Linked DNA regions of Homo sapiens: region 1 is linked to region 2. A link is an interaction called in ENCODE POLR2A ChIA-PET data of the cell type or tissue named here. Cell type or tissue: MCF 10A. All regions are shown on one strand. Links, peaks and the distances in the headings refer to the core of each region. The heading gives the core; the rest is flanking DNA. Region 1 overlaps OSBPL5 (oxysterol binding protein like 5). Region 2 has its middle 46 kb from the start of ZNF195.

Region 1 (15,984 bases), core at 3,059-11,058, 300 kb after region 2:
TACCTTGGCTGCCTGGTGCCCAGCCCAGCCTGGGTGCTCAGAAAATCTCAGCTGTCTGAGTAAGCCCGGCCTCCGCTCAGCTGCTGGTTCCCATCCTGAGCTGCACCTGGGCAAGTAGGACGTGTTTGTTGTGATTGACAAGTAGGGGCAGGACTTCCCATCTGCCTGCTTCCCTGCGGCAGGTTGGCTGAGCCAAGCTGAGACACTGAGTGGGCAGACACTCAGCGGCTGGGTTTTAGGATCGGTTCCACCTGGCTTAAGGACGGCATTGCTGATTGTTAGCTCTGTGACCTGGGCCAAAACGCCAGCCTCTCTGAAGCCAGCTGCCCTGTGTGTAAGATGGCCAAGGTCATGAGCCGAGCCAGGGGCCAGGTGAGGGAGGGGCTGGCCCAGCCTGGCTGCATCCTTGGAGCCCCTCCCCACTCTGACTTCAGGACTGGGGGCACAGAGGGGGCTCTGGGGTGGTGGACAGAAGCCCCCAGGACCACAGACACCCTGGGCCCCCAGCCCACTCCTGAAGCCACAGCAGGAAAGTCTCTGTGTGTCTGAGGCCCCCCCCAGCAAAGCCCAGGACCATGGGAGAAATCGAGGCCTTTGTCCCGGGCTTGGCAGGATGCCACTGGCCTGCCCTGAGGCAGCAGGAAGCAGCCCCAGAAAATTGGGAAAGGAGGAAAATTGACCAGTAGTTTTTAAGGAGCTCGCCCTTGGGAAGTGGACACAAGATGAGAAGCTGGAGGGGATGCTCTGCCAACCCTTGTCAGGTCACGATTACAGGTCGAGGCCTTCCACTCCCTGAGCCATGATTTTCTCATCTGTAAAATGGGCTGAGACCTCAGTGGATCTGGCGCCGTCAACTTCAAGTGCCTGCAAAGGCGTGACTGCAATCAGTTACCCTCTGCTTGGCCCAGCACTACTAGGTGTAGGGCTGGTGGGGAGCAGGACAGAGGGGACCGCCTGTTGTCCTCTCTCCTTCCAGGGGAGGAAACAAGAAACTCGCTTCTGAACCCACAGGGGAAAGGCAGGTCTGCCAGTGGGCGGGGCTGGGAGAGCGAGGCAGGTGGGTGTCAGGGCCTGGCTGTGGGGCCTCCCTCTTTTGTGAAGCAGCAAGGAAGCTCCCACTGGGAATGCAACGTCTTGGGCTGGGCGTGGACGCAGGTGTGCCTGGCTGTGAGCGCCCAGAGCTCCCTCTCTTGCTGGGGTGCATGTGGGTGCAACTGAAACTGTTGGGGCACCCAAGCTTCAGGCGGGCTTAACCAGAGGCGAGGCGCTCCTGGGACCCTTAGATGGATGGCAGGCCAGGCTCCCGGACTGCCCAACACCGTGCCAGCCACTCCCTGGTGCTCAGCGGCCACCTGGTCTCACCCCCGTGCATCTTCTCCATGGAAGCTCTAGACCCCTCCCCACCACAAAGTGCTGTCACGTGGGAGGGAAATGCGGGAGGGAAAACCTGTGTCTACACGTGGGTCTGCCTGGCTGCAGCCAGGGTCTCACAGAACCTGGGGTGGGGGTTCTGAGAAGGACATCTTCCGAGGGTGGTGATGAGCCTCTCTGACCAGGGCTCCGTCCAGCCCTACTGCCCGGCGTGGAAAGGGCTGGCACCAGCCAAAGCCATTCGCCTGAGCTGGGCTGTCCTGGCTGACCACCCACCACCAGGCTCCCAGGGCCCAGGCCCTCCTCACCCTGCCTCAGAAGTCCCCTGAGAGGGGGACTTCTTAGCCAGGGGCACCCCCACCATGTGGCTCTGAAGCCCCTTCCGGGGCGGTGACCTCCTGCTGCCCCTCCTTCCTTCCTTCCAGAAGCCCCCGAGCGCCCACAGCATGAAGGAGGAGGCCTTCCTCCGGCGCCGCTTCTCCCTGTGTCCACCTTCCTCCACCCCTCAGAAAGTCGACCCCCGGAAGCTCACCCGGAACTTGCTCCTCAGCGGAGACAATGAGCTCTACCCACTCAGCCCAGGTAAGTGCCGGCCGTGGGCAGGGCAACCTGGCCCTCAGCTTGGGCCCGGTGGGGTGACCCCGGGCGGCCCAACCCCTCTGTGCCCCTTGAGGTCCACAGCTTCCATGCTGGGGACTGTGTGGGTTTCATGATCAAACGGTTTGTAGCTTGGTAGAGTGCCAGGTAATACGGCTTCTTGGCTTGACCTGCGGGGCCAGGTGAAGCCCATCTGGTTGAGGAGGGGGTTCCCACAGCCCAGGCTTTGGGAGTTATGGAGTGCAGTCATCCCAAAGTCAGCCCAGGCTTTGGGAGTTATGGAGTGCAGGCTCCAGGGACAGGTGGCCTGAGCCCCAGTCCTGGCAGGGTAACCCCAGGCCAGCTACTTGACCTCTCTAGGCCTCAGTTGACTGATCTATAAAATGGGACAATATTAGTACCTACTCCCAGCTATACATGGGTCCTGGGCTCTGAGAGGGGACAGCTGGAACCAGGCCTGCCTTCGTGCAATTGTAGATAAAGCACCCAGCACACAGACTCAGAACCTCTGCCCGCCAATGCTGCCACTCTCCAGGCCCCTCCCTGGCACCTAACTATGCACAACCCCTGCCCCAGCCAAGGCTGAGCTGTGACTGCTGTCCCCCAGAAAACCCAGCCCTTCCTCCCCTGTTCCCCTGAGAGTAGGAGGTAGGGGCAGGCACCTGCCTGGGGGACCTCTCCCCAGCTCTGCCCCCTCTCCTCCCACTGCCTGCTTTGGGGCTGAGGAAGTGGGAGCCCCAGCCCTGCCTGGCCATGGTCATCTCATCTGCCCTGGGGGGAGTGGGAGAGCATTGGGCGGATCCACCACCCAGGCTCGAGGGGCGTGTGGTCGCAGCCAAAGTCCCATCCAATAGATGGAAAAACGGAGTCCCAGCGTAGAGGTGGCCTTGCTGAAGGTGCTATGGCAGGCAGGGGCACTCGACACCCGGCAAGGTAAATCCTACACCTTTTATTCTCTGCTGTCACGTTCACCCTGGCCGGAGGCTTAGAAGCACTTGCAGAGTCAGGGGTGGGGAGGGGAAGGGCTGGGTCCCAGCTGCTGGTCAGTTTCAGAGGGACTCGGACCAACTAGCAACTGGCCCAGGCGGTGCAGAAGACGTGCTGGGAAGGGCCTTTTCCGAGGAATGGAGGCGGTAGGTCCCAGGCCAAGGGAGTGGGGTGGGTGTGGACAGGCTGTGAGGAGAAGGACCAGTGCTGACTTCCCCCTGCCCAGGGCACCTGCACCCTATCCCTTTGAGTGGTCCAAGGGCCCCAGCCTTTGAGTCCTCCCGGCCAGGAGGCAGCATCCACATGGAAAGTAGTTTGCTGGCGGCCACAGGCCAAGCCCCTAGAACTATATGAGAAAGTGCCAGAGGGAAGAGCGCTCCTGCTAGCCTCCCCCCAGCACTCCGGGTCAGGGGCGTAGCACTCTGCAGATGGGGAAGCAGAGGCTCCCAGGTGGGGGAGCAGCCACTGCCGGCCAGGGTCAGCGATGTTCTGTGACTGTGAGTGGCCACGGTCCAGGACCTTTGGACAGAACCACTTCCTCAGGCCACCGTCCTGGCTTTTCCGTTCTTCGTCCCCATCCAGTCCCTGCCCAGGGCTGTCAGGGAAGGACGGCTATAGACCCCAGGCCTTCCAGCTGGTCTGTGGCGTCTGTCCACGCACCCAGCCTGTTGCTGGCCTGTCGCCTGTGGCCTTGGCAGGATGGGGTTCACTCCAGCCCCCAGCCCCTCCGAGTCTCAGTGTCAGGGACCGGGGCAGTCAACCCTCGCCCACCAGCCACAGGAAGCAGCGGGAGCGGCCCTGCTGGGCAGACCTCAGGCTTCCCCTGCAGCCATCCCCTCCTTCCTCCTGTCCAGAAATCGTACCTTGGGAAACTGGCACCAAAGCAAACAGAGCCGGGGGAGGGGAGGCCATTTCCCAAAGGAGCAAACGCAGACACCTCAGGTCTCCCTCCTTTGCCTCTCCCTCCTTACCCAGCCTGCCAGGGTGGGATGGCAGACAGGGCTGACCACCTCCCAGCAAGAGCCCAGCACGCAGGGGCCGGCAGCATCCAGCCAGGGGGATGCACAGTCCAGGGGCCCCAAACCTGCCATGTGTCTTTGAGACTGGATGTCACATTCTTTTTCTGAAAACTGGGGACTCTGGCCTTCACAGACCCCCAATTGCACACTACAGCAGGCCCAGGATGCCGGTTCCTACCAGCTCCTGTCCCAGCTTCCTCCCTGTAGGTCCTGGAGGCCCTGCCAGTTCTCCTGGCACACTCCTCCCACAGTGACGCTTGCTGGCGTTTATTACACCTCTCAGGCAGTGTCCTGTTCCTGCCACCACCTCCGGCTGACTTCCTGCCCCTCCCAGGTCATCCGCACCCACGCTTCGCCTGCCTCACACCAGGCAGCGGCCTGAGAAGCCTGGCCACGCCACCATGCCTGGGTCCTCACTCCCACTGCTCTCTTGCAGGGAAGGACATGGAGCCCAACGGCCCGTCGCTGCCCAGGGATGAAGGGCCCCCGACCCCAAGCTCTGCCACGAAGGTGCCACCGGTAAGAGCCTGGGTATAGGAGGATCCATGAGCCAGAGCCTGGCTCTGGGGACAGCAGGAAACGGCTGGGGAAAAGGACAGCAGGGCGTCCAGCTGAGCCTGCCATTCCAGCCTGTTCGGGGGAAACAGCTCCCAATCCTAGACTGTGCTGCTCCGGGAGGGCTGCTGGTGGATATTTGGGCTGTTTTCACCATATAGCTGTCATGAAAAATGCTTCCGTGAACATGTGTGCACGTGTATTTGACTATCAGTTTTCAGTTCTCTCAGGTATAAACCTAGAGTAATTGGAATTGCTAGGTCACATGGTAATTCCAGGATAATATAGAACTCTCAAAATTGTCTGTTTAACTTTTGGAGGAACTGCCAAACTCCTTTCCCAGCGGCTGCACCATCTTACATGGCCACCCACAGTGCACAAGGGCTCCAGTTCCTCACATCCTCACCAACGCTTGCTATTTTCTGATTTGTTGTTTTCTTTTTTCCTTTTTCTTTGAAATGGAGTCTCCCTCTGTCACCCAGGCTGGAGTGCAGTGGCACAATCTCAGCTCACTGCAAGCTCCGCCTCCCAAGTTCACGCCATTCTCCTGCCTCAGCCTCCCGAGGAGCTGGGACTACAGGTGCCCGCCACCACGGCCGGCCAATTTTTTGTATTTTTTTTTTTTTTTTTTTGAGACGGAGTCTCGCTCTGTCACCCAGGCTGGAGTGCAGTGGCGCGATCTCGGCTCACTGCAAGCTCCGCCTCCCGGGTTCACACCATGCCCCTGCCTCAGCCTCCCGAGTAGCTGGGACTACAGGCGCCCGCCACCACGCCCGGCCAATTTTTTTGTATTTTTAGTAGAGACGGGTTTCACCGTGTTAGCCAGGATGGCCTTGATCTCCTGACCTCATGATCCACCCGCCTCGGCCTCCCAAAGTGCTGGGATTACAGGCGTGATTTGTTCTTTTTTGTGTTATTTTTATAGCTATCCTAGCGGGTATGAAGTAGCATCTCACTGCGGCTTCAGTTTGCATCTCTAATGACGGATAACATTGAACATCTTCGTGCACCCATTAGCCATTTGTATGTCCTGTTTGGAGAAATGTCTATTCCAGTTATTTGTCCATTTTTGGAATGGGTTGTTTGCCTTTTTGTTGCTGAGCTGCAAGAGTTCTTTATGCATTTTGGATACTAGGTCCTTATCCGATACATGATTTGCGACTACTTCCTCCCATTCCGTAGGTGGTTCTAAATTATATTTTTAAGGAATTTTCATAGGTTGCAAAGTTCTGGTCAGCCTGAAGTTCACAGTTCTGAGCAGCACTTCTCATCTCTCAGGTGCCTCCTTATGGCACTGTCACTGATGCACAGTAGCACTGAGGAGTGAGCAGAGGACCTGGCATGCCTGGACGGGGTACCCACCTGGCCTGCAGGAGGGAGGAGTGGGCAGGCACTCTCTGCAGTGCTGGGGCTGCAGGGGCTGCAGTGACCAGACCCAAGGGTCCTGCCCAGTTGGGGAGCAGGGGTTGCAAGTGCTCCATCCCATGCCATGCGGTCTTGCCTCTCTCTTCCCCTGTTGCCTCAAATACACACAGCCCCATTCAGCTGCATCTAGTGGGAAGCTGGGCAGAGGGGAATTGGCAGCAGGTTCATGCGTCCATCCATCCATCCATCCATCCATCCATTCATCCATTCATTCATTCGAGATGCTTGCTAAGCCCCCAGCTGCCGGTGTGAATGGGCAGTAGGGTAGAACCCTCCCCTGGTGGAAGCCACAGACAATCATCAGTTCACCACAGAAACGGCTGCGTGGTTGTATTGCAAAAGTCCTGGGCGGGCCAAGGGTGGTGTGTGTCACCAGGACCTGTGCCAGCAGGGATATGAGCTGTCCTGCTTCTGGGGAAGCAGCTCAGGGAGCCTGAGAAAGAAAGGAGCAGGGGCTACCCAGCCACAGGGAAAAGCATTCCAGGCTGGGAACACCATGTGCCAAGGTAACTAAGGGCATCATGAACAAGATCCTGGCTCAGGGGACTCCCAGGAGGGCAACTTAGGACACCTTCTCTGCCAGCCTGGGTCCCTGGAGGCCTGTCAACTGGCCAGGGTCCAGCATATGCCTCGTCACTCAGATCTGCCTCCTCCTTATCACTCATCGTCAGCCCAAAGACTGCTTCCAAGTCAGAGCCCCCCAGGCACCCCATCTTGTGCCGTTTTCTTCTTGTGATCCTGAATGCTCTTACTTGGCTAAGAAAGTGCCACAATGGAGCAACACTGCCTGGGTTCAGTCCCAGCTCAGCTCCTTATTAGCTGTGTGACCTTGGGCAGGTTTCTGAACCTCTCTGTGCGTAGGCTCTTCCTCTGTACAATGCTGAGAATAACAACGATGACCTGAGCTGTGGGATCTAACGTGCTTACATCCATGCACAGAACGCAGAACCGCAGCGCTCACCTGACCCCTGGCTCCTCCCGCCTCTGCGTGCTGGTGGCTGGTCTGCCTCTCCCTGAAAGAGCAGGACACTGGCATCTTTACTTTCTAACCTCAGTGCCTAAGGCCAAGCCTGGTGCCCAGTGCTGCCAGGACCGCCAGTCCGTGGAACGGTTCCATGCCCTGCCCCTTGCTAGCTCTCCACCTCTCTGTGCCTTGATTTCCCAGGCACAGAAATAAAATAGGGACAATAACCGGCCCCACCTTATGCATGGCTGGAGAATGAGGGGGATGAATACAGGCAGCACCCGAACAGGACCTGGTGCCCCAGCAGACAAGGCTTTAGCTCTGTACTTAGCACCATCATGATTGGGGTGGGGGCAGTCCCCAGCGCCCAGGGCTTCTAGCCAGGAGAAGGCCTGAGGGAGGCTTTCCTCGCCCTAGAGGCTCCGCTGGAAAGTGCTGAGCACCCGCAGACGCCCAGCCAGAGCAGGGCAGGGCGGGCACGCTTTCTCTGGAAAAGGCCAGACGGCATTTAGGCCCCGCCGCGGCGCAGGCTCCGTTCCAGGTACTCAGCACAGCCATCCAAGCACGAGAACAGCCACAGACAACGCCTGCCGGATCGCCTGGCCATGTGCCAAGAAAACCTTATTTATGGACTCCTCATTTGAATTTCATATAATTTTCACATCTCACAAATTATTCTTGTGATTTTTTTTCAACTGATTAAAACTGTGGAAGCTGTTCTTAGCTTGCAGACCACGCGGAAGGAGGCAGCAGGCAGGATTCGGGTCGTAGCTTGCTGTCCCCAGCCTGCAGGCTTTAGACCTGGTTCTGTGTCCCAACTCGCCCCCTACCCTGCCTCAGGTTCCCCATCTGTAGAAGAACCGTGGCCCCCTTCTGCCTCCAAGATATTGGGACTGCCGCCCTGGGCCCGTGCAGTCAGCCACATGCTGGGGTCAGGTTCGGACCTGGACAGTGACCTCTGCCCACGGCTCCCAGGGGATGGGGTGGGCACCCCCACTGCACACCCCCCACCAGTACATTGGCCCTGCCCAGAGCTGGGCACATGCAATGGCCAAGGAGCAGCCATGCTGGGTACCGTAGGGGGAAGACAAGGCAGGGAAGCTGTTCTTTTGGGTGGATGCAGGGCTGGTCCCCAGAGACCCAGCGTGAGTGCTTGTTGCCACCATCTCATGGCCGCCGCCGAGCTCCTCTTCTGCGAACTCCACCCTCTGGCACCCTGACTGCTTTCCTCAGCGGCCTCCCAGGTGTCCCCTCAAAGACGGCTGTCCCTCAGGGCTCAGTCAGACCCGTAGGAAGTCAGCCCTGAACCCTGATGTCCCCACATTTCCCTCCTTCCTGACCACCCTGCCCCATCCCAGCATGTGCCCCGGGGAGGATGGGTCCCCTCCTGTCACTGGCGTGTGCCCATGGAGGGTCTCTCGTCAGCCACCCTTGTTCTTCCATCCCCCCATGGCAGCCCCGGAAGTGCTGGTGGGGGGGATGGAGGGTGCCAGGCGGGAAACGAGTGGAGCGCCCTTCTCTGACTTCTGCCCTCATATCCTTGGCATCAGGCCAACCTGGGCTCCTAGCCCTGGGCCGGCCCCTGTGCCCTGTCCCGCATACCCACCTCTCTCTTTCAGGCAGAGTACAGGCTGTGCAACGGGTCAGACAAGGAATGTGTGTCCCCCACCGCCAGGGTCACCAAGAAGGAGACTCTCAAGGTGAGCCCGGGCCCGGGGAGGGTGCAGCAGTGTCACTGTCAGACCGACGGCCACCTGAGCCAGGGAGGTCACCCTCCCCACCTGTCAAAAGGAGGGGACAAACCGCACCTGGTCGCCTCCACACCCCCTACTTCCTCCTACTTCCTCTCCTGCCCCTGCCCCTGGACCCATCCCTGGGCTGGACGGTGGGAGGAGCTGGGGCAGCTCGGTGCCTTCTCCCATGACCCACCGCGGGTGCCCCGGGCCCAGGCGCAGAAGGAGAACTACCGGCAGGAGAAGAAGCGCGCCACACGGCAGCTGCTCAGCGCTCTGACAGACCCCAGCGTGGTCATCATGGCTGACAGCCTGAAGGTAGGTGATGCCCGGCCTCCGGCCACCCAGGACACGGGTCAGCGTGCTGCTGCCATAACAAAGGACCATAAACCAGGTGGCCTGAAACGATGGAAATTCACTTCCCTGCATCTAGCCGTTATCACTGCAGCCTCTGCTCCTTCCTCATGAGGCCTTTCCTTATCCACCTGTCTCTCCCCCTTTTTATAAGGACACCAGTGGTAGGAATTAGGGCCACCTTACTCCAGTGTAGCCCCATCTTCACCTGATTATGTCTGCAAAGACCCCATTTCCGAATAAGGTGGGGCCTGGCCAGTGGGCGGAGGGCGCTGGGGAGGGAGACATTGCTCTGGCTTCTGGGAGAGGACCCCACATCAGGGCCGGGTGTCCTGTGTTCAGACCTCACGGAGACCGTGGCCATTCACTCGCCTCTGAGCCTCCATTTCCCCTTGTGTACAGTGGAGGTAAAACTGCCCAACTCCGAGGCTGCTGGGCAACGCATACCAGATAAGTGTGCCCAGCCCTGGTGTCTGCAGAGCCCAGGCCCATGTAGGCTCCTTCTACCCGCATACCAAAATGATGAATCAAAAGTTAGGTGCAAAAGTGAGTATTTAGAATGAGAAAAGAAGACAACTACTTTCAGAATTTACAGAGCTGCCAGGCCGGGTGCAGTGGCTCACACCTGTAATCCCAACACTTTGGGAGGCTAAGGCGGGTGGATCACCTGAGGTCAGGAGTTTGAGACCAGCCTGTCCAAAATGGCAAAACCCCGTCTCTACTAAAAATACAGAAATTAGCCAGGCATGGTGGCGGGCGCCTGTAATCCCAGCTACTCGGGCGGCTGAGGCAGGAGAATCGCTTGAACCTGGGAGGCAGAGTTTGCAGCGAGCCAAGATAGCACCACTGCACCTCCAGCCTGGGCAACAGAGACTCTGTCTCAAAAAAAAAAAAAAAAAGAATCTACAAAGCTGCCAGTTACAAGTCACACCACTCATTGCTGGTTCCTCCCTGAGGCCCTTGACCTTGAACTTGACCCACGTGACCCTCACAAGTAAATCTGTCCCTGCTGCCACGTATTTCTTTGCATTCACCATAACATATGGGCTCCTTTTAAAAACTGAACAAGGACCCTGCCCTGAGTTCCACTCTGAGTCCTGGGGCACCGCTTGCCGTGGCTTGGCCCCTGCTCGGGTACACGATAGACACAGGACATCACCCCAGGGAGTGAGGGTGAGGAAGGGGTGAGTTCCGAACTGGTGTGGGGGAGTGAGGGAGGGGAAGGGCCCCTCGGCAGCCCACCCTGGTCTGTGCCTGGCTCCCCGCCAAGCCATCAAGATGCCCCAGGGATGGCGGCCCCAGAGGGTGGGCATCGACGCCAGCATCCTCCCTGCAGATCCGCGGCACCCTGAAGAGCTGGACCAAGCTGTGGTGCGTGCTGAAGCCGGGGGTGCTGCTCATCTACAAGACGCCCAAGGTGGGCCAGTGGGTGGGCACGGTGCTGCTGCACTGCTGCGAGCTCATCGAGCGGCCCTCCAAGAAGGACGGCTTCTGCTTCAAGCTCTTCCACCCGCTGGATCAGTCCGTCTGGGCCGTGAAGGTGCTGCGGAGGGGTGGGGTTGAAGACAGAGGCCCCGTAGGGCCAAGGGGCTCATTCCTAGGGCCCTGGTGGAGGGTGGAGCCAACCAGCTGAATGGCCCCCTTGGGGCCTTGAGCAGGTGTCTCACCTTCTCTGAGCCCCACATGCGGCCAGGGGATCAGATATGGCCACTGGTGCTCCATGTGAAGCACACAGTAGGCTGCAAGGAGGTGGCATCAAGGTCACCCCAGCCCCTCACCCAGCTGCTGTCCAGGAGGGACAACAGTGGCTGCTCCCCAGGGGTGGCCGAGGAACAGCGCCCAGCCCTCACCCCTCCTAACCCGGGGCTGCCCTGCCAGCTCTAACGGGTGGGAAACCAGAGAAACCCTGAACACCTGGTTACATTTGGATTTCAGAGAAACATCAGAGTTCTTTCATGCTAGTATGACCCCAGTCATGTATGGGAAATACTTACACCAAAAAGCTACTCATGGTTTCTCTGGGATTCGAACATCATTGGGCATCCTGGATGTGCCTTTGCTGATTCTGGACAGCCCAAGTCAGGAGGCTCAGAGCTGGAAAGCTGAGGGCAGAGCTGCCAGCTAAGAAAGGGGACAGAGCTCCCCCACCTACCCGCCTCTCTGCAGCCAAGTGTCTACCTGGCCAGGTGCCTGGCCCCACCTGGTGGCCCTGTGGCCCTGGGGGTGTCCAGGTGGTCCCAGGTGTGGATCCGCATGGTTCTGCCTGACCTATCTGTGCAGCTGGCCCTGGGTGTTGCCTCGGGTGACACCCAGATCTCTCTCTCTCCAGGGCCCCAAAGGTGAGAGCGTGGGCTCCATCACACAGCCCCTGCCCAGCAGCTACCTGATCTTCAGGGCCGCCTCCGAGTCAGATGGTGAGTCCCTGCCAGCTTGCGCATCTCCCCAGTGCCCCCACCTGAAGTGGGCCCCCTTTTGAGGTTGTAGCCCAGGTACAGGTGGCCCCAGTTCAGTCCCTTCTACTGTCTGGGGGCAGCCTGAAGTCTGGCCAGGATGAGCCCGGCTCGGAGTCAGGCCTACACTCACAGAGCCCCCATGCCTAGCCTCAGTTTTCCCATGAGTAAAATGTGACATTAAAATACCACCTGTCAAAGGCCAGGCGTGGTGGCTCACACCTGTAATCCCAGCACTTTGGCAAGCCAAGGCGGGTAGATTACTTGAGGTCAGGAGTTCAGGACCAGCCTGGCCAACATGGTGAAACCCCGACTCTACTAAAAAATACAAAAATTAGCCAGGCGTGGTGGCAGGCGCCTGTAATCCCAGCTACTCGGGAGACTGAGACAGGAGGATTGCTTGAACCCGGGAGATGGAAGTTGCAGCAATCCAAGATGGTGCCATTGCACTCCAGCCTGGGTGACAAGAGCAAAAGTCCGTCTTAAAGAAAAAAAAAAAACCACCTGTCACCCCAATGTTATGAGAACCCAGTGACCTTATAAAAGCACCCATATAACAATTACTGAGCTCCAACCACATGCCAGTGTGAACCCCAAACATCTGAGACAGGTCTCAGTTAATTTAGAAAGTTTATTTTGCCAGGCCGGGTGCAGTGGCTCACACCTGTAATCCCAGCACTTTGGGAGGCTGAGGCAGGTGGATCACCTGAGGTCAGGAGTTTGACCAGCCTGATCAACATGGCGAAACCCTGTCTCTACTAAAAATACAAAATTAGCTGGGCATGGTGGTGGGTGCCCGTGATCCCAACTACTCAGGAGGCTGAGGCAAGAGAATCCCTTGAACCCAGGAGGCAGAGTTTGCAGTGAGCCAAGATCACACCACTGCACTCCAGCCTGGGTGACAGAGGGAGACTCCATCTCAAAAAAAAAAAAAAAAAAATAGTTTATTTTGCCAAGGTTGAGGCCGTGCCTGTGACACAGCCTCAGGAGGTTCTGATGACTTGTGCCCAAGGTGGTCCGAGCACAGTTTGGTTTTATACATTTTAGGGAGATATGAGACATCAGTCAACACATGCAAGATGAACATTGGTTCGGTCTGGAAAGGCGGGACAATCAAAGCCGGGAGGGGGCTTCCAGGTCATAGGTAGATTAGAGACAAATGGTTGCATTCCTTTGAGTTTCTGATGAGCCTCTCCAAAGGAGACAATCAGATCTGCATTTATCTCAGTGAGCAGAGGGGTGACTTGGAATAGAATGGGGGGGCAGGTTGGCCCCTAGCAGTGCCCAGCTTGACTTTTCCCTTTAGCTTCGTGATTTTGGGAGCCCAAGATATTTTCCTTTCACATTTCCCCCCTTTTTAAAAATCTTTTGGAGAAAGCATTTTAGAAGAAAACGAGTCTCTGGTCTCAGGTTCCACCTGATCTCTCATGGCTAGGATGGTTTATTCCTACACAGGTAGGTCCCAAGTTATTAGGAAAGCTCATTTTCAGAAGGCTGTGAAGTCTCATGTCCTATGAAGAGAAAATAGTAGGAGGAAGGCAGAAAAACAACAACAAACAAAAGAACAATCCTGGGAAATTGGTATAGGCCACATTACTCTGAAGTCCATACATCAGTAGGCAGGCAAGAAAGTGGCTTATGTATGTAAGTAGGTTGCTGTTATTTTCTTCTGAAGTTTAAGTTGTCTAGTTTCAGTTTGCAGGGCTTTAAGAAAGCACAGCTTAGTCTTCAGCGACTCCAAATTAGGAAAAATGGGAAAAAAATGAAGGAAAAAAATTGAAAACATTATTTTGAAGACCTATAGCCAACAAAAATTAGGATTTCATCCAAAGTGCAGAAAATAACAAAAATTGAAAAACATTAGGGAAGAGTAGAATCTAACAACAGCTGTACTATAGTTTTTGAAACATAATTTTTTCTCTCCAGTTTCCCATTTTAACTAAGGACAAATTATGGTAGGACTGGTTTGCTTTATTATACTTGGACTAATTATTTATATACAGTGCAGCAAGAGTAATTAGTTTTTACATAGGCTTTTAAATTGTCTTTGATGGAACTTTGTTCCATAGAAAGAATCTCAGATAAGACTTTTTTAAAGCTGAGCCCAGTCATGGACTTGTACCATTAAACACCTATAAGTTGGGCGAATTATTATCTTCTTGAGGTTCCAAGATAAATTTGGAGCTCCTGGGCCTGTCAGAAAGTGACATTCTTTACTTACCACAGGTCAGGAACCCTGTACAGGGACTGTGTAGATGAGGTATGAGGCCAGTTTTTCCAAGGGGCTTTCATTGGTTCCATAAGTCAAGTTTGAGTCCTTAAAGGAAAGCACATCATTCCAGGCAAAGCCTTGGTAAAATAACCAATTTCTCCGATTGTGTCCTGTTACAAATGAAAACAGATTCTTACTGCACTTATGCAAATAACTGTATTGTCATAAGTTACGAATACTCACAGATAGTTTTCAAATTCTGTAAAAATTAGGTAGAGAGAAACAAATATGCTCCAAATTTTGTTCACAGGAGTATACTCAATTGTTAAAAGCTGTAAATAGCTTAAAGTTTTCTTGACTCTGAAAAACAAAAGAAAGGATCCACAATGTTTTAAGCAAAAAGTCAAAAAGATTACTTCACACTTCTTTTTTTTTTTTTTTTTTGTGATGGAGTCTCACTCTGTTGCCCAGACTGGAGTGCAGTGGCGCCATCTCGGCTCACTGCAACCTCCACCTCCTGGGTTCAAGCAATTCTCCTGCCTCAGCCTCCCAAGTAGCTGGGATTATAGGCATCCGCCACCACACCCAGCTAATTTTTGTACTTTTAGTAGAGATGGGGTTTCACCATGTTGGCCAGGCTGGTCTCGAACTCCTGACCTCAAGTGATCCGCCCACCATGGCCTCCCAAAGTGCTGGGATTACAGGCGTGAGCCACCACACCTGGCAATTACTTCACACTTCTATTAGTTTAGTCCATGCAGTTAATTCCTGTTCTGCTTCAAATTTATGAACATTTCAGCTCTCCATGAACCCTGAAAGTTTTTCCTCTATTCTGATGTCACAGTCTCTAAAGTTATCAGAAACCAGCATTCAAGAGCACCTGTTAGAGTTTTACAGCTGATTATAAAACCACCTTCTAAAGAGGACCAAAACAAGACAATGATTGCTTGTGGATGATAAAAAGTTTTAGGGCAGCCATACTCAAAGACACAATTGACAAGGAAATTGTTACCTCTGTGGCACAAAATAATTTAACATAACAATTATAATCATTACTGATAATGTATATTAGGTCATATCAGAATTATAGGAGTTTCCTATAATTTTGGAACACATACCAGTAACATATTTGTACAAATATAGCCCAAAGAAGACCAAATACCATTTTATATTTGACACTGCTTCCTGTATAATTTTTTATACCAAATAAGCCAAATATGTCATTTTTGGACTTTAGGGAACCTATTAATAATATCTTCAAGGATTAGGTTAGAAAAAGACATAATTTATAATTTGATTTTGGAAAGTTTGTCAAATTTTAAAGGTTTAAAACACTTGATATTACAAAGTAGGATTACAAGTCATTGTAAAATAATTCACTCATTTGAACAAAGTGATACCTCAAGGATTTAAAAAAAAAAAAAAGGCAAAAGCCTTCATTCTTTGAGACAGGAGACTTAGTTTTCCAAACAATAAGCCCTAATAACATCATGAAGCCAATTAAATTGTTTTCCAAAATTCCAATCTATAAAATTTTCATCTTGATCATAAGATATAACTTCCATAAGCCTTTATAACCTTTATTAAGGAGTCAGTTATTGTTTCAAGAAAACCTTGTTAATCTGACACAGGGGCCCATATGCTAGTCTTGCATCAGTGTGCCTTTGACATTAATGATTAATTTATAGAGGAACTGAACTTACTTTATCTCTCAAAGTCAGCCCTTACAATCTCACATGTCTATCTCTTCTGGGATAGTCTCTGGGCCTTGAGGAGTTGAACAGCTTTAATTTCTGTGTCTCAGGAATGTGGTTTATTTTGATTGGCATCTTCTACCGGGCCTGAAGATGAAGCTTTAATTGCTGTCAGTGTTTAAAATTTAGCAGGACTTGGTGTTCTTTTTAGACCCATGAGTCAAATCCCTGTAACTCAATGTCGCAAGGACTTTAAAAGCACATACAAGAAGATATAAGGACGGAATAACCTTGATTTAAAAAAAATTTTAATATCTGTTTTTCCTAAGCAAACCAAACTTAATAATAATGGCATAGGAATTATTTTGATAAAACATAAAATCTGTTAGGCCACTTACCAAAAGGCAAAAGCAAATACCTTCTGCAGTGTATAGAATATTATGTTAGAAGAAAACATTTTCTTTAAGAAAACATTGTTAGCATCAGGCCACACACACACAAAAAAACAGAACCTGAGGAGGAAAACAAAACTTATATGAGCTGAAAATGAGTTGAAGGGAAGTGTTACTATTTTGTTCCTTTTAAGAGGGAAGAGAAAACTGAAACTGGCAAGATGCAATGAA
Region 2 (15,984 bases), core at 5,383-13,382:
GGGAGGCCGAGGTAGGTGGATCACTTGAGGTCAGCAGTTCAAGACCAGCCTGGCCAACATGATGAAACCCTGTCGCTACTAAAAATATTTTTTAAAAATTAGCCAGGCATGGTGGTGGGTGCCGGGACTGAGGCAGGAGAATCGCTTGAACCCGAGAGGTGGAGGTTGCAGTGAGCTGAGATTACCCTACTGCACTCCAACCTGCTGGGAGACAGAGCGAAACTCCATTTCAAAAAAAAAAAATTAAAAATTAGCCAGCGGTGGCGGCTTGTGTTTGTAGTCCCAGCTACTCAGGAGGCTAAAGTGGGAGGATTGCTTGAGCCCAGGAGGTTGAGGCTGCAGTGAGCCAAGACTGTATCACTGCAATCTGGCATCAGCAACAGAACAAGACCCTGTTTCACAATTTTAAAAACAATTAAAAAACAAGCCTAAAGAAAACACAAAAACCAATGCTAACTGTGAGACATAAATGAGGTGGTCTATTTTTTGTTAACTACCAATTAAAACTTCATGGCAGAAACAAAGTTGAAATGATGCTATAGCAGGGCCCCGTGGCTCACGCTAGTAATCCCAACACTTTGGGAGGCTGAGGCGGGTGGATCACCTGAGGTCAGGAGTTTGAGACCAGCCCGGTCAACATGGTGAAACCCCGTCTCTACTAAAAATACAAAAATTAGCCAGGCGTGGTAGCGGGTGCCTATAATCCCAGCTACTCAGGAGGCGGAGGCAGGAGAATCGCTTGAACCCCGGGGGGGCGGAGGTTGCAGTGAGCCAAGATCGCACCATTGCACTCCAGCCTGGGTGACAGAGCGAAACTCCATCTCAAAAAATAAATAAATAATGAAATAAATGATGCTATAAACCTCATGTGAGGGAAGACTGCCCCAGGTACAGCTTGAAGAACCCTTGCTGTGAATAGGAGCCAAATGCGATAATTCTGTTTGCAACTTGCTTCATGTCAGCTTGTTGCAACTCCAGAGTGTAACAGGTATGAGAAAACTCATGGGGTTACTGTTTAATGTTGGTGGAAATATTCACATTAAAATACAACAGTTTATCACCTAAGGTATATTTTATCCCTCAAGTGGCCCGGAACACTGTGATTACTGCACACCAATCACACGCCCATAGCTAAGGCCTTGTCAAGGAGAAATTCCACAGTCACCTGGCCTATTTGTAAACCTGGTTTATGATGATTTGTAACAGGATATCTTGACAGTAGCATGAGGACATTTAACGAGACAAGAACATTCCCCACTGACCAACCAGATAGTTTGAGGGAACAGGATGCTGTGCTCAGTTTAATCTTCTGCTGAACCGACCATTAGGCAGAAAATCCTTTGGGTCAATGCCTCTCACTGAATCCATTTCTCATCCTGTCCACCTGCCTGCTTTGCAGTGCAGAGTAAAGTGGGCCTTCCTTGGCTCTCTTCAGGGACCAATGTGCTTGAGGCCATCATGAGGACATTCATTCTTTTTTTTTTTTTTTTTTGAGAGAGTCTCGCTCTGTCGCCCAGGCTGGAATGCAGTGGTGTGATCTCAGCTCCCCACTGCCACCTCTGCCTCCCAGGTTCAAGTGATTCTCTTGCCTCAGCCTCCTGAGTAGCTGGCATTACAGGCACGTGTCACCAGGCCCAGCTAATTTTTCTATTTTCTGTAGAGACAGCGTTTCACCATGTTGGCCATGCTGGTGTCAAACTCGTGACTTCAAGTGATCCACTTGCCTCGGCCTCCCAAAGCGCTGGTATTACAGGTGTGAGCCAATGTGCCTGGCAGAGGGCTTTCATTCTTGATGGACTGCTCCATAGCCTCAGAGACAGTCGGACTGGTTTCTTCAACCAGAGCGGAGCAGACAGGCAATTTCTGTATCCACCAGGGCAAATATTAGACCAACTCTTCAATGTGCAGAGAACATCACATTTCTTATATGCTATAATATCTGTTGGTCTAAAATATAAATAAATAGTATTGTAGCCAGCCACAGTGGCTCGTGCCTATAACTTCAGAGCTTTGTGGGGCTGAGGCAGGAGGTTCACTTGAGGTCAAGAGTTTGAGACCAGCCTGGGCAACATAGCAAAACCGCCCGCCCCTCACCGCCACCTGCCATCTCTACAAAAATTAAAATAATTAGCTGGGCATAGTAGTGTGGGCCTGTAGTCCCAACTACTTGGGAACCTGATGTGGGTGGATTGCTTGAGCCCAGGAATTTGAGGCTGCAGTGGGCTATGACTGCATCACCGTACTCCAGCTAGACCTTGTCTCAAAAAAAAAAAAGTGTTGCAATTGACATTATTTTATCATTTGAAAAGAAGGACAGACAAGAAAGGTATTTGGCATTTACCAAGCAATTACCCAGAATCCTCATCCCATCCTACCCCCACCTTTCCCCTAAAAATGTATGTATGTGTATTTATACCATAAAAAATACACTTATTTGGCTCTGGAACCAGATTGCTTGGGTTCCATTACCTGATCTAGCATTTGCTCCTGTTGACTCAGTGCAGTCAAGCTCTGTAACTCAGTTTCCCCAGCTGTAAAATGGGGAATGGCGCCTTTACTGGGCTGCCATGACGGTAAAGGAGGGAACGTATATTTATGAAGCATTCAGAACAATTCATGATACATAGTAAGCTCTATATATTTGAGCTTATTATTACTGTCAGTACGATTATCATCATCTTGCTGTTTCCAATGGGTACACTTTCTACATTCTCTTTCTTAAAGACCTTTAAATCCTTGGTATTCTCTCCACCACCACAGAGAGCAGTGTCCTTGTAGTTTAAATTCTCAAAGACTTCATGGATCCAACAAGCATGACATTAACAAAGGGACAGTTTTCTTTCAGCGGATTGGAATCTAAAATGGCTTTTTTATTGTTATTAGTTTTCAGAGAATTATAATGTGTTTCAGCAAAGGCAGCCATGGCTTTGATAATGTCCTCATGGACATGAACATCATATTCAGAGCTTTCGGGCCAGATTTCAAGAGGAATCGCCTGGCCGATCCTTTTAACAGCATCCACATCTACCCATTCGTGTGTAAGCTCCTGGGAGTCACCCCCAAACCCACAACGGCTCCCTGGCAGTCACCCAGGAAATGCTCATGAACTCTTATGACCAGCAGCCAGGTGAGACACAAAAGCAGCTGCCAGAAAACTGTCAGCAGAGTCTGCTCTGTCCTGACATAGAAAAGAATCAAAAAGGGGTCTCATGGTGGGGAGGAGGGAATTCAAGCAGAACAATCCTGTTTCCCAGCAGCTTTGGAGCCCCAGGAACAAGATGTCAACAGCTCCATACAGATAGCACGGGAGGTAGGGAATCCCTCGACCTGCTGGTAACATTTGACATAGTGCCTTTTAGGCAAAGGGACTGTGCTCTATAGAGAAAGTTGGGCTGTAATCTTTCCGGTCCTAAGGAAATCACTGTGTATAGTCTGTCTCCAAGATGCCCCTTCCAGATACGGAAATCAGCCCTCCTTCAATAGCACAGAAAGCTCTTCATAGGGGAGGAGCAAAACCCTGCTGTTCCCTCGATGCTGAAAAAAGGAGAAGGGAGAGTCTGAAACGAGACTGCAAATTCTCAAGACTTCAAACCCCTTCAATTTGGGTAATACAAAGGAAGAATAAAATCATCTCAGAATTTGCTATTGCCTTCTTTTGTGGGTTGTTTACAAACACTGGCTATCTTTCCTTTTGCCAGGAGAGACTTGGATACTGTCCAGTGATCTAACGAACGCTTAAAGCAATTACATGCAAAAAGGAGTAATGGGCTGGGCACAGTGGCTCATACTTGGGACTTTGGGAGGACGAGGTAGGAGGATCACTTGGGGCCAGGAGCTTGAGACCAGCCTGGGCAACATAGTGAGACCCTGTCTCTACAATAAATTAGCTGGATGTAGTGTCACATGCCTGTAGTCCCAGCTACTGGGGAGGCTGAGGCGGGAGGATCGCTGGAACCCAGGAGTTGGAGGCTGCAGTGAGCTGTGATTGTACTACGGCACTCCGATTCCTGCTTTAAAAAAAAAAAAGGAAAAGAGGGGAGGGCAGGGGTGATATACATCCTTTCTCTTCTTGTAAGCCACTGCCCATGATCTCCTTGTGAACATAAAGAAAGCAGTCCCTTTTGTACAAAACTAATTAAATGAAGGACCAATTCACCAAATTATGGAGGATTTTTCTGCTTTTTAAGTTTTGGAGTTTTGCTACAACTATTTTGTAGCCCCTCCCCTGTCCCACATCCCACTGGGAGCCTGGGATAAGCTGCGTCTGACTGTCAGTTACTGATAAGCAGGACATCCCACAAACAGATTTTCAGCGAATTGGCTTTCAGCAAATTGATCATTTGGCAAAGTGGTCATTAGGCAAATGGGTCATTTGGTGAAGAGGTCATTTAGTAAATCGGCTTTCAACGACTTGCCCTATGAGATTTCTCTAGAGTGAGCATTTTCTTGGGTTCAATGTACACTTCATTTCCATAATGAATACTCACTGGCGGCTAGATGGAAAACTTCCCAGGGAACCAGGAGCAGCCAGAACAGCCTCTTAATAATCAGGCAATTAAAAACCCTCTGGTTTCTTAACAGGAGGGAGGTACAGACGGCATCTGCTCTGCAAGGCACAGTGATCGGGCTCAGCATTGTCACTGGAGCTCTTGCGGTTCTGTTTGCTGCTAGTGTGACATACACAGCCCTTCGTCGGAAAAAGGACAGAGTGGTCTTTGGGTCTCCCGTAGTTGATCATCATATGTCGTGATAACCCATGACAACTCCTTGCCACATGCCACGGGAGGTCCAGCACTCCAAGAACCCAGCAGCCAGGGCCGGCTTCATGGGCTTGAACCTGGACAGTCCCACAGGGACACAGAGGAGTCCCCACTGTGGTTTAATAATCTGCCATCACCATCTTGAAATTCTTTATTTTTTAACAAGGGTGGCCAGGGATAGTGGCTCATGCCTGTAATCCTAGCACTTTGGGAGGCCAGGGCAGGCAGATGGCTTGAGCCCAAGGAGTTTGAGACCAGCCTGGGCCACATAGCAAGACCCCATCTCTACAGAAAATACAGAAATTAGCCAAGCCTGTAGTCCCAGCTACTTGTAGGCTGAGATGGGAAAATTACCTGAGCCCAGGGAGGTCGAGGTTGCAGGAGCTGAGATTGTACCACTGCACTCCAGCCTGGATGACACAGCTGGATCTTGTCTAGAAAAATAACCACAAGACCGAGCACGGTGGCTCTTGCCTGTAATCCCAGCACTTTGGGAGGCTGAGGCAGGCGATCACTTGAGGTCAGGATTTTGAGACCAGCCCGGCCAACATGGTGAAACCCCATCTCTACTAAAAATACAAAAATTAGCTGGACAAGGTTGTGCATGCCTGTAATCCCAGCTACTCAGGAGGCTGAGGCAGGAGAATAGCTTGAACCTGGGAGGAGGAGGTTGCAGAGAGCCGAGGTCGCGCCATTGTACTCCGGCCTGGGACACACGAGTGAAACTCCATCTCCAAAAAAAAAAAAAAAAAAAAAAAAAAAAAAACACAACAACAACGAGGGCCCTGCAGGTGGCTGAAAACAACAGAAATGTATTGTCTCGCAGGCCTGGATGCTAGAAGCCCAAAATCAAGGTGTCGGCCGGGCTTCACTTCCTCTGAAACATGTAAGAGAGAATGCTTCCTTGCCTCTTCTGGCTTCTGGTGGCCGCTGGCAATGCTTGGTGTTCCTTGTAGATGCATCGCTCCAGTCTCTCCTCCCTCATCACATGGCTGCCTTCTCCCTGTGTCTCTGTCTTTATCTGACATTCTCCTCTATTATTTTATTTTTTTGAGATGGAGTTTCCCTCTGTCACCCAGGCTGAAGTGCAGTGGCACAATCTTGGCTCACTGCAACCCCCGCCTCCCAGGTTCCAGTGATTCTCCCATCTCAGCCTCCTGAGTAGCTGGGATTACAGGCTCCCGCCACCACGCAGTGCTAATTTTGTGTTGTTAGTAGAGATGGAGTTTCACCGTGTTGGCCAGGCTGGTCTCCAACTCCTGACCTCAAGTGATCCGCCCACCTCACCCTCCCAAATTGTGCTGAGATTACAGGCATGAGCCACCACGCCCGGCCCTCATTCTCTCCTTTTATAAGGACACCTGTCGTTGCATCTGCTTTCTCACCAGCAGACCCCAATCCAGTATGACTCATCATTACTTGATTACATCTACAAATACCCTATTTCCTAATAAGGTCACAGTCCTGGGTACGGAGGATTAAGATTTCCAATTTTTTCCCTGAATCAATTTTTTCTGAGTCAGGGCCTCACCCTATCACCCAGGCTGGAGTACAGTTATGTGATTATAGCTCACTGCAGCCTCAAACTCCTGGGCTCAAGGGATCCCCTGACCTCAGCCTTCCAAGTGGCTGAGACTACAGGTGCACACCACCATCCCCAACTAATTTTTTTTTTTTTTGTACAGATTAGGTCTCACTCTGTTGACCAGGCTGGTCTCCTGACCTCAAGTGATCCTCTTGCCTTGGCCTCCCAAAGCACTGAGATTACAGGCGTTATCCCGTGCCTGGCCCTCTTTCTACACCTCAATCATTGTATCATTAGCCTGAGCTGCCCATATTCCTTATTCTGCCCTTCCCTGACCAATCTCCTCCTTTAACATAACTTCCATCTCGATATGATGGGGCCTGCTGGGCACTGCAAACAGCCTAAGAAAAGTGGAAACTTTACTTGACCTTCAATTCTATTACAAAGTCCACATTGAATGTAATTTATATTTGAACTATAAAATTTTCTGTAAGTTGAAACATGACCTATAAAGGTCTCTACACCCTGAAGCAACGTTTTAGAAAGAAATCAATAGGTCCTTTTCTGCAGAAACCATTAACCATAGGAGAGATAAAGGAAAAACTTCAATGTACTGATTGAACTTCCATGCCCATAGCTTAACTTCTAAAAGGCAACCATTCCATACCGTTAAACTGCCTTAGGTTGTTATTACTGTTATTAAAGAGACCCTAAAAGCCAGAAGTTGAACCTTGACTGTAGTTCTTGCACGTACACGCACAGTCTTGCAACTGAAACCACTCAGATTGTCCTAATGCTGCTCCCCATAGCAACACCACCTGGAATTTTACGTTTGGTTTTAAGTATCAGTCCTAATCTTCACTTGCACCCGAACACACCGCACCTGAGAGAGCCACGTGACATTAAAAAATCCCTTCAGTGAGGCCAGGCGTGGTGGCTCACGCCTGTAATCCCAGCCCTTTGGGAGGCCAAGGCAGATGGATCATGAGTTCAAGAGACACTCGTGGCCAACATGGTGAAACCCTGTCTCTACTAAAAATCCAAAAATTAGCCAGGCGTGGTGACGCGTGCCTGTAATCCCAGCTACTCGGGAGGTTGAGGCAGGAGAATCGCTTGAGCCTGGGAGGCAGAAGTTGCAGGAGACGAGATCATGCCACTGCACTCCAGCCTGGCAACAGAGGGAGACTCTCTGAAACAAAAAAATCCCTTCAGTGCCTTGATCCTTCCAGATTCAGATCCAAGATAGATGACATTTGTCCCTCATCGGAGCCCGCACACCAAGATAAAGATTTCTTCTGGCCGGGCGCGGTGGTTCATGCCTGTAATCCCAGCACTTTGGGAGGCAGAGGAGGGCAGATCACCTGAGGTCAGGAATTTGAGACCAGCCTGGCCAACGTGTTCAAACCCTGTCTCCACTAAAAATACAAAAATGGCCCGGCATGGTGGCTCACGCCTGTAATCCCAGCTACTCGGGAGACTGAGGCAGGAGAATCGCTTGAACCCGGGAGGTGGAGGTTGCAGTGAGCAGAGATCGCGCTATTGCACTCCAGCCTGGGCAACAAGAGAGCGAAACTCCGTCTCAAAAAAAAAAACAAAAGAAGAAAAGATTTCTTCTGTGTGCATGGCTCAGCTCTGTGGTCCGCTAGGGTCTTTCCTCAATCCGCTTCCAATCTATGGAATCAGGAAAGACTGAACCAACCTCGATTTATTAATATTTTAGTATAACATAATACAGTGGTACTTATTATAGTATTGACCGTATATGCCCTTTTGCTCCTTGGAGGAAAGGCAATTAATAGCTATTATGTGAGTTAATAAAATAAGCCCAGGATTTATGAGTGTAACTAACCTGTTCCCATTGGTTTTCCTTCTCTCCTGCAGGCAGAGAGCTGATCAAAACAGCAAAAGCAAAGCAGTGCCCCGGCCCAGTTCTAAAGCCAACCTTCCTTAATCACCCAGACCCATCCCAGGTTAGGACATGCTGTGGATTCTCAGGTGACTCCATCTCAGGATACAGGGACTGAGAGGGTGTATGCAATATCTCAGACCCAGAAACTGTTGATTCTGTCTAAAAACACAGCAATAACCACATCCCACCCTCTTGATTTAAATGAAAGTGTTTGGGGGAATAAAAGATGAACCTTTTTTTTTTTTCTTTGTCAGATCTTGCGCTCATTTGGTTCTGGTGGGGAACAACAGCTGTGAGAGAACACGTGTATTCAAATAGAATTAATTCCCCTCTCTTATTCTCGCAGCTGAGCAGGGCTCAAGTGCCTCTCATCTGAAAGAGGTAATAAGATTTTGTCTGTCTCCTCATCTACCTTTTGCAAGTACACTGAACAAATTAGCTCTCGGGACTCTTCCAAATGGAGTTTTATGAGGGATTTGCTAAGGTAAACGTTTTAGACTTTGAACACAGTTCAGATTTCAGGGGCAGTACTGAAATCTGAACTGTGTTGCTAACTGCCCAGCCTTTCAACTCAAGACACAATAACTTTGAACTAAAATAATTATATTTTTGTTGTTTTCCACTCTGTCCCCCACGTCTATATCACCACCACCCCCAATCCCGCCCCCCAGGAGCTAACTCCTCCTTCCTGTCCCTGCAAGATCAAAACTCCTCCTGGAAGCCCCGCTAGCTCTGTCTGCTCGCCTTCGTGGCAGATATCGCTATTGTACTTTTATACTTATTTGTGTGATAAGTACCTCAATGTCCACTTCTTCCACGAGCCCCTGAGCCCCTGGAGGGCCTGGACCACACCTAGTTTTTCTCACTGTTACATCTCCCTTGCCAGACACATGGTAGGCGCTTAATAAGTATTTGGTGAACGAATGGCTTGTTTGGTGACAGTCCAAAGGGTGGGGGACAGAGGGAAAACTCCCTCCTATCGGGCCCCGGACGGGTGGCGCTGATGGAGAGGAGGCTAGGATAACGCCTCCAGGACCGAAGCGCGCACCCATAAGGCCCCTGCCAAAAAGACCTTCCTGAAGGCGGAGGAACTGCGAGAGTGCCTACGTTGGCCCAAGGCCTGACCGGACGATCCCGGGGACCCTCGCCCTAACCGGCCCCGACTCCCGGGCCCCAAACCCGGACTCGGCCCCGCCTGAAGCTCCGGATCCTGGGGCCCGTCCCTGGCTCCGCGTCGGCAGACCGTGGGCTCGCTCCTGGGCCTGCCTCAAACTCTCCGCAGGTAACGCCTCCCGAACTTGAGCCACGCTCCAATCCCCTCCTCAAACCCCTCCCCGTTTCTCACACCCTGGACCCCTCGCTCCGTCTCGGCCCCGCCCCAAGCCCAGCTCCCTCTCGGCCCCTGAGCCCAGCCCCGACCCGCCTCCCAGTCCCTGGGTCCCTCCCGACACCGGCCCCTCCCTAAGCTCCGCCTCCCAGGGCCCGCCTCCTGAGCGCAGCCAGCAGCCCGGACTCGGCCCCGCCTCCCGGACCCTGGGCCCCTCCCCACGTAGGCCCGTCCTAAGCTCCGCCTCCCAGAGTCCGAGCAGCGCCTGGCCACGTGCTACGACATAGTCAACGCCCCGCCCTGGCCCCGCCTCCTGAGCCGTTCTCCGGGTCTGGCCTTAGCCCCGCCCTAGGACCTGTCTCCTGGGCTCTGCTCCGAGTCTCGCCTCCTGAACCCAATCGTCCTTTACCCCCACCCTAACGCCCGCCTCCAGGACTCTTATCCTGCCCCCACGCAAGGCCCCGCCTCCAGGACGTCTCCAACCTGGATGTTTCCGAAGCCCCGCTTCCAGGATCGCCCTGTCCTGGCCCCGCCCCAGGACACGCCAACCTGAACTCTCCCCAGGACCTGCCCCAACGACGCTTCTCCTGGCCCTACCCCAGGCCTCGCCCTCAAGACGCTCATTCTGGCCCCACCCCAGGCCCCCGCCTCATAACGCTCATCCTGGCCCCGCCCTAGAGCCGCTCCCACGACTCTCATCCTAAGCCTACCCCCAGGCCCCGCCCCCTCTCTGCCCCCGCGCACTGCCCTGGGCCCGCCCCCTTTTCAGTCCAGGCTCGGCTTCCGCCCGGTCTCCCGGCAACGCTGCGGCCCCGCCCCCGTCATGGTGCCCGAGGAGAACGCGGGGACCGAACTCTTGCTGCAGAGTTTCGAGCGCCGCTTCCTGGCGGCGCGCGCACTGCGTTCCTTCCCCTGGCAGGTGGGCGGCGGGGCGAGCGGAGAGGCCCGCGGGGCTCGCGGGAGTCCAGGGGCAGACGGGATGGGTCTCCGTGCTGAAGCCTCCAGCGCTCCCGCCACGTGAATGCCTGGGCTCCCGCCGGTCAGGTCCGCGCGACCCGGTCCCCGTCCCTGGGGCCTGGCCAGAGTTGCTCGCACCCCTCCTGCCCCGCGAGCTGGCGGGAGAAGCTGGGGGCCTCTCCACCGTCTTGGGGGGCAGACGCGCACTCGTTGTGGGGTACAGTTCACGATCATTTTCACGACTTTTTAAAGACAGTAACCGTTCTGGTCACTGGGACAGAGCTGCCCTCGCCCATTCTAAAAAGTCAGCGCCCTCAGGACCACGGGTAACCACGTCCTCCTGAGCGCAGTGACCAGGTCACAGGCTGTCTCTCCTGCCTCAGTGTTCTCGTCTGTATGTCGAGCACTGCACAGAATCGGCTCATGCTCTGAGGTTCTCACGCCTGTGATGGAAGAGACAGAGAAGGGGGTGGCCTCTCGTCTCCCTGGGGACCTGCCATTCTCAGCACAGGCGCATGGCAGGCAGCAGCCTCCCTTCTGCCAGTAGAGGGGCTTAATGCACCCGGCCCCATTTGTAATTCATGTGCGGTGAGCTCACTGGGATGAGTGAGTTTGGATATATATTCCTCCCTGGGTCTGCCCCATTTTATGGGGTGTTGCTTAATCATTTGCGTTATTCCATTGATATGAAATATTTGCACTCAGAGATCATTTCCGGTCAGGAGAAATTTGTGCACTTTTAACCCAAAATAGAAACCTTCATAAAAGCATCATAGGTCTCCATTCAATATTGACTATAATTGTTCACATGCCCACGCTGAATGCTAACTTGGGCTCACCCTCAACACCCACGAGGTGGGTACTATTATTACCACTCACATTTGACCAGAGGGATTGTTTGATTAGGGTGCAGTAGTTGAGAGTTCAGACCCAGGAGACAGCCTGCCTGCTTCGAAACCTGGCCCAACCCCTGGCCCTGTGTGACCTTGGGCAAGTGACTGCATCTCTCTGTGCTGTTGTTTTCTTATTAATAAAATGGGGGATAGAATGATACCTACCTCTTAGGGTTGTTGTCAGGGTTGAGTACAAAAGCCTGTGGATCAGTGCCTGGCTCATGGTAAATGCATGTCAGTGTTAGATAGTGTTTTTATTCAGTCTCAAAATGTTTAATAAATGCCTTCTATGAGCCAGACACCATGGATCAGCAGTACCCGTGACAGATGAGGGTCTGCTTGCATGGGAGAGCCAGAGAATAAACAAAGAAATGAAGAAACAAGAAAAGACCAGATGAGAGTGGCTTTAAAGCCAATAAAACAGGGAAATGGTGAATGGAGCAACTGGGGAGAAGAGTCACCAAAGTCGGGGAATCAGGGAAGCCTTCCCCAAAGAGGTGGCATTTGAACTGGGGCCTGAGTGGTGAAGCAGCCAGCCATGGGAAGGGCTTGGGGGAACAGGATATGCACAGGTCCTGTGGTGGAAACAAGCCAGCTGTGGTTGAGGAACAACAGCAAGGCAGCCAGTGTGGCTGGAGTGGAGTGAGCAGGGTTGGCCAGGGGTGAGGGAGAACAGGCCAGAGAGAGGGATTAGGACCAGGTCTTGTAGGGCCTTTTACGGCAATGGAAGGAGCTCTGAAGCAATGAAGTGCCTTGCCCTGTGTCACATACCAGCCGAGACAGTCTACCTAATTCGGGAGCCAAAGTTCGCTGCTGGGCTTGAGGCCCCTGTAAAAGGACAATGTAACCCAGGCTGGTATGGGCACATTCTGCATTTCCACTTAGATGGCAAGCCCATCAAACCTTGGTGCCATGGCTGCCCTGGTAACCAGTGCAATCCTGGCTGACCAGTGCAACCAGGGAGCTGGCCCATGACCCAGGTGGCCTCTAAGTAGCCAGGACTAATGCGGCCAAGAGTCAGTCTTCTAGCCTTCTTCCTGTGACTCATCCAGGTGCACCCTGCGACATCTGAAGGTCAGGCTTTCAGCTGCTGTGGCTTCCACTTCCAACTGGCTCCACGTCCCCAGGGAGAGATCACACAGCGCTTTGCCAACACATTCTATTGCGTGTTTAATGTTCCTGTGAAAGCGCCCTTGAGATTTCTCTCTCTCCCCTCCACACAGAGCTTAGAAGCAAAGTTAAGAGACTCATCAGATTCTGAGCTTCTGCGGGATATTTTGCAGAATCCCAGATATTTGTAAGAATCCCAGAGTCCCTGGGACTCATGACCCTGCCTCCTGAATCTCTCCGGAAGACCTGAGAGAAGAACCACAGGTGTGCTTGTACCCTTTAAAAACACACCTGTTCAAAGAACATTGAACATTGAGTCAGCACTGCAGGTGGGTGTCGGCACCTCCGACAGCTCCAGCTCTTTCATTTTCTATCTAAGACTTAGACAAAGACATCAGAATATACAAAAATCTGCATGAGAGGGGGGAATCTAGGGAAAGTTTTTTAAACCATCTACAGCAAAAACAGAGATGACAGGTGCAAAACAGCTTCTAGCATTTGGTAGATGCTCAGAGACTTTCTTTTTTGCATTCATGAGACCTGTCCTGCCCACTCCTGTCTCTTCTAGACCTAAATGGGCCCTTACTTTGCCCAGGGTGGGGTTTGGACTCAAGAGCATCTGCATGCAGGTGAGAGGCAGGATCACCACCCCGCCCAGCCACAGCCTGACTTTGGCCTTGAGGGCCAAGTGCAGATCACCCTGCATCCTGGGTCTTCACCTTTGAAGGGCCATGAGCCCTTCTGAAAAGACAAAGCAATAGACTCCCTCCCAGAGAGAAGTGCACCAGAAGAATACATTTTCCATACAAACTCTGGAGGCAGACATCCTCCACCTCCACCCAGCCAGCCCATCCTAGGGGCCCCGGTGAAGAATTCTTGTGCTAGAGGTGAACCAAGATTATCCATGTGGAAAAGATGCAGCCACAGGAGGGAAGACTTTCGGGGCAATGCAGTAGGTCAGGGCTTCGAGCATGGAGATACCTGAAGTTATCTCGCACCCTGCTCTGAGTTTCACCCTGAGCCTCACTCTCGTAGGTGGTGAAGCATGAAATGTAGGGATAGCTGCTTTAAAACCCAGCACAAGGCTGGGTGCACTGGCTCACACCTGTAATCCCAGGACTTTGGGAAGCTGAAGTGGACGTATCCCCTAAGGTCAGGAGTTCAAGACCGGCCTGGCCAACATGGCAAAAACCCACCTCTACTAAAAATACAAAAATTAGCTGGGCATGGTGGTGCACGCCTATAGTCCCAGCTACTTGGGAGGCTGAGGCAGGAGAATCGCTTGAACCCAGGAGGCAGAGGCTGCGGTGAGCCAAGATTGGGCCACTGCACTCCAGCCTGGGCAACAGAGCGAGACTGTGTGTCAGAAAAAATGAAAAACCAGCACCAGCCTGAAGAGCCTGTGTATTGCGTGGGGTACTTTGCTGCCCTTGGGCAGAATCTGCATCCCTCCCAGCCAGCAGGCACTGCGGACCGTCTCCTCCCTCTCCCTCCAGGCTCCTGTTTTCCCACCGCCCCCCTCCTGCTGCAGCAGTCCCTCTGCCCTCCGTTCCAAGTGCCAGGCCGCGGCCACCTCAGAGCTTGCACCAGCTGTTGCCACTGCCTGGAACTTGCTCGTCCTGCACTCGGCTTCTCTCGACTTTAGCTGGAGTGTCACCCTGAGCGTCCCCTCCCCTCCATCCTGTCCCCAGGGACACACACTCCAAGAGAGCAGTTGCCAAGTGGGCCTTCCCGCCTCTTCCATAGAGCCAGACAGTTGGCGACTGTCCTTACTGCAAACCCTGGTTCACACTGGCACCCCTGGGAGGGAGGTGGTTTGGGCCCACGTGCCCTGTGTTCCTGCTCAGAATGGGCATTAGAAATGCTGCCATAGCCTGTGCCACTGCAGTGGAAGCATTTTTAGGAAACGGTTTATATCTTAAGACAAACTTCAGATGCATGGGGCCAGAACGCTGTGTCCATCTACATCTTTGCTGAGGGATCGGGTAGCCTGGAGTTTGCCCTCTGCTGTGTTGGCTTGAAGCTCATAGGGGACTTAAGACGGGCTCTCGAGCAACCAACGTTCTGTCCTTTGCCGTAGACTGTGAAGCATCCTGTGTGTGTGAAGCACCGGCTGTCAGTCAAGTATGCCCGGTGCTTTCTCTCAGAACTCACCAAAAAGGTCCGTTATGGGGAGTGTCCGCCCAGTAGCCAGACAGCATAGCCACCTGCGTGCTGGAGCCCCTGTCCTTCCCAGGCCCTGGGCCTGCTTTGCAAACAGCAGCATGACAGGGGCCTCCCCAGGCAACTGGCTGCAGCCACGTGTGACCCATGGGAGACAGTGCAGGGCAGGAAGAAGGGGAGGCCAGTGTCTCTCCCTCACTCTGCCTCCTGGGGTTTCCACAGCAGCTGCTTCTCTGGGGCCCCAGCTCCTAGCATATGGATTCTCATTCCTACCAGGCTGGTCCAGCCCACAGCACTGGAACCCTCACCCACACCCTCTGTCCTGCCCGCCGAAGGGTTTGGAGTTTCCTGCTCTTGTCTGTCTCTGGGTTGCCCCATGGGCCCCTGTTGGAAGGTTTAGCTCTTGCCATACCTTTGGAACTAGTTCCTCTGGTGAATTCTCTGCATTGATCCTGCTGGAATGAGCTCTTTCCTGACTGATGCAGGATGGATTTTATTTTTTACTTATTTTTTTGAGACAGAGTCTCACTGTGTTGCCCAGGCTGGATTACCGTGGCACAGTCTCGGCTCCCTGAAACCTCTGCCTCCTGGGTTCAAGCAACTCTCGTGCCTAGCCTCCTAAGAAGCTGGGACTACAGGCACATGCCACCATGCCTGGCTAATTTTTGTATTTTTGGTAGAGACAGAGTTTCACCATGTTGGCCAGGCTGATCTCGAACTCCTGACCTCAGGTGATCCACCTGCCTCGGCCTCCCAATGTGCTGGGATTACAGGCATGAGCCACCGCACCTGGCCTAGGATGGATTTTAAAGATGGGCCCGAAAGTGCAGGGTTTGACATAAGGATGTCGAGAGGCCATTCCTCAGTAGGCAGTAGCAGACCTATCTTAGTGAAAGGGCCACACTTTTAGCAAGTAAACAATCCCCTGCTTCTCCAATACCTGCTTTCTCCCTAATCCTCCCCAAAAGGGTGCATCTGTGGTCACCAGCAGGTCTGCCCTGTGCCACCAGGAGAGGGCAGCAGTCACCCAGTGTATATTGTTGCTGCCCTGTGAATCTTAAGATGGGGCCAGCCATGGAGAAGCAGCCTGCTGACAGCCACAGCCTGCAGCATGGGCCGCCCTCACAGTTCTGCCTGGGCTCACTTAAAAGCACCTTTTGTTTTCCTCCTCTCTGTCATGGTCATGTGGCAGCTCTCACGGAATCCTTGTCTCCTGCCCTAGACTACACCTAACCCTACCCTCTCAACACCTCTCGTTGAAGGCCCTCCCATCCAGGTTTCCCTACCAAGTGAATTTTTTTTTTAGAGACAAGGTCTCTTGCCCAGGCTGTCCTCGAACT

What was found. ChIA-PET counts read pairs that join two places held together with the same protein. Peaks named below come from ENCODE experiments on the same cell type or tissue, not always from the same donor. Only the 100,000 strongest peaks of a DNase experiment are listed, where the experiment ranks them.
Region 1: POLR2A ChIA-PET joins it to region 2 with 9 read pairs; 1 of 35 experiments calls an interaction of 5 or more read pairs at or near these places.

What each region holds. Positions count from the first base shown.
Region 1 is chr11:3,114,982-3,130,965 of GRCh38, reverse strand. It overlaps OSBPL5 (oxysterol binding protein like 5), which reads left to right. Exons shown (of 22, transcript NM_020896.4): 2 at 1,797-1,953; 3 at 4,411-4,493; 4 at 8,538-8,618; 5 at 8,868-8,969; 6 at 10,342-10,545; 7 at 11,335-11,419. The coding sequence starts at 1,818. Among named protein-coding and RNA genes, the nearest start is that of OSBPL5, 42 kb to the left of the region's middle. RefSeq lists a silencer at 6,233-6,527 and an enhancer at 11,003-11,172. In MCF 10A, for the core only: no CTCF peak of the experiment used is centred there; DNase peaks (open chromatin) are centred at 4,245, 6,395 and 7,395.
Region 2 is chr11:3,416,857-3,432,840 of GRCh38, reverse strand. It overlaps the pseudogene FAM86GP and the pseudogene ENPP7P15. Among named protein-coding and RNA genes, the nearest start is that of ZNF195, 46 kb to the right of the region's middle. RefSeq lists silencers at 5,085-5,285, 9,553-9,762, 10,263-10,402, 10,433-10,572. In MCF 10A, for the core only: no CTCF peak of the experiment used is centred there; a DNase peak (open chromatin) is centred at 10,110.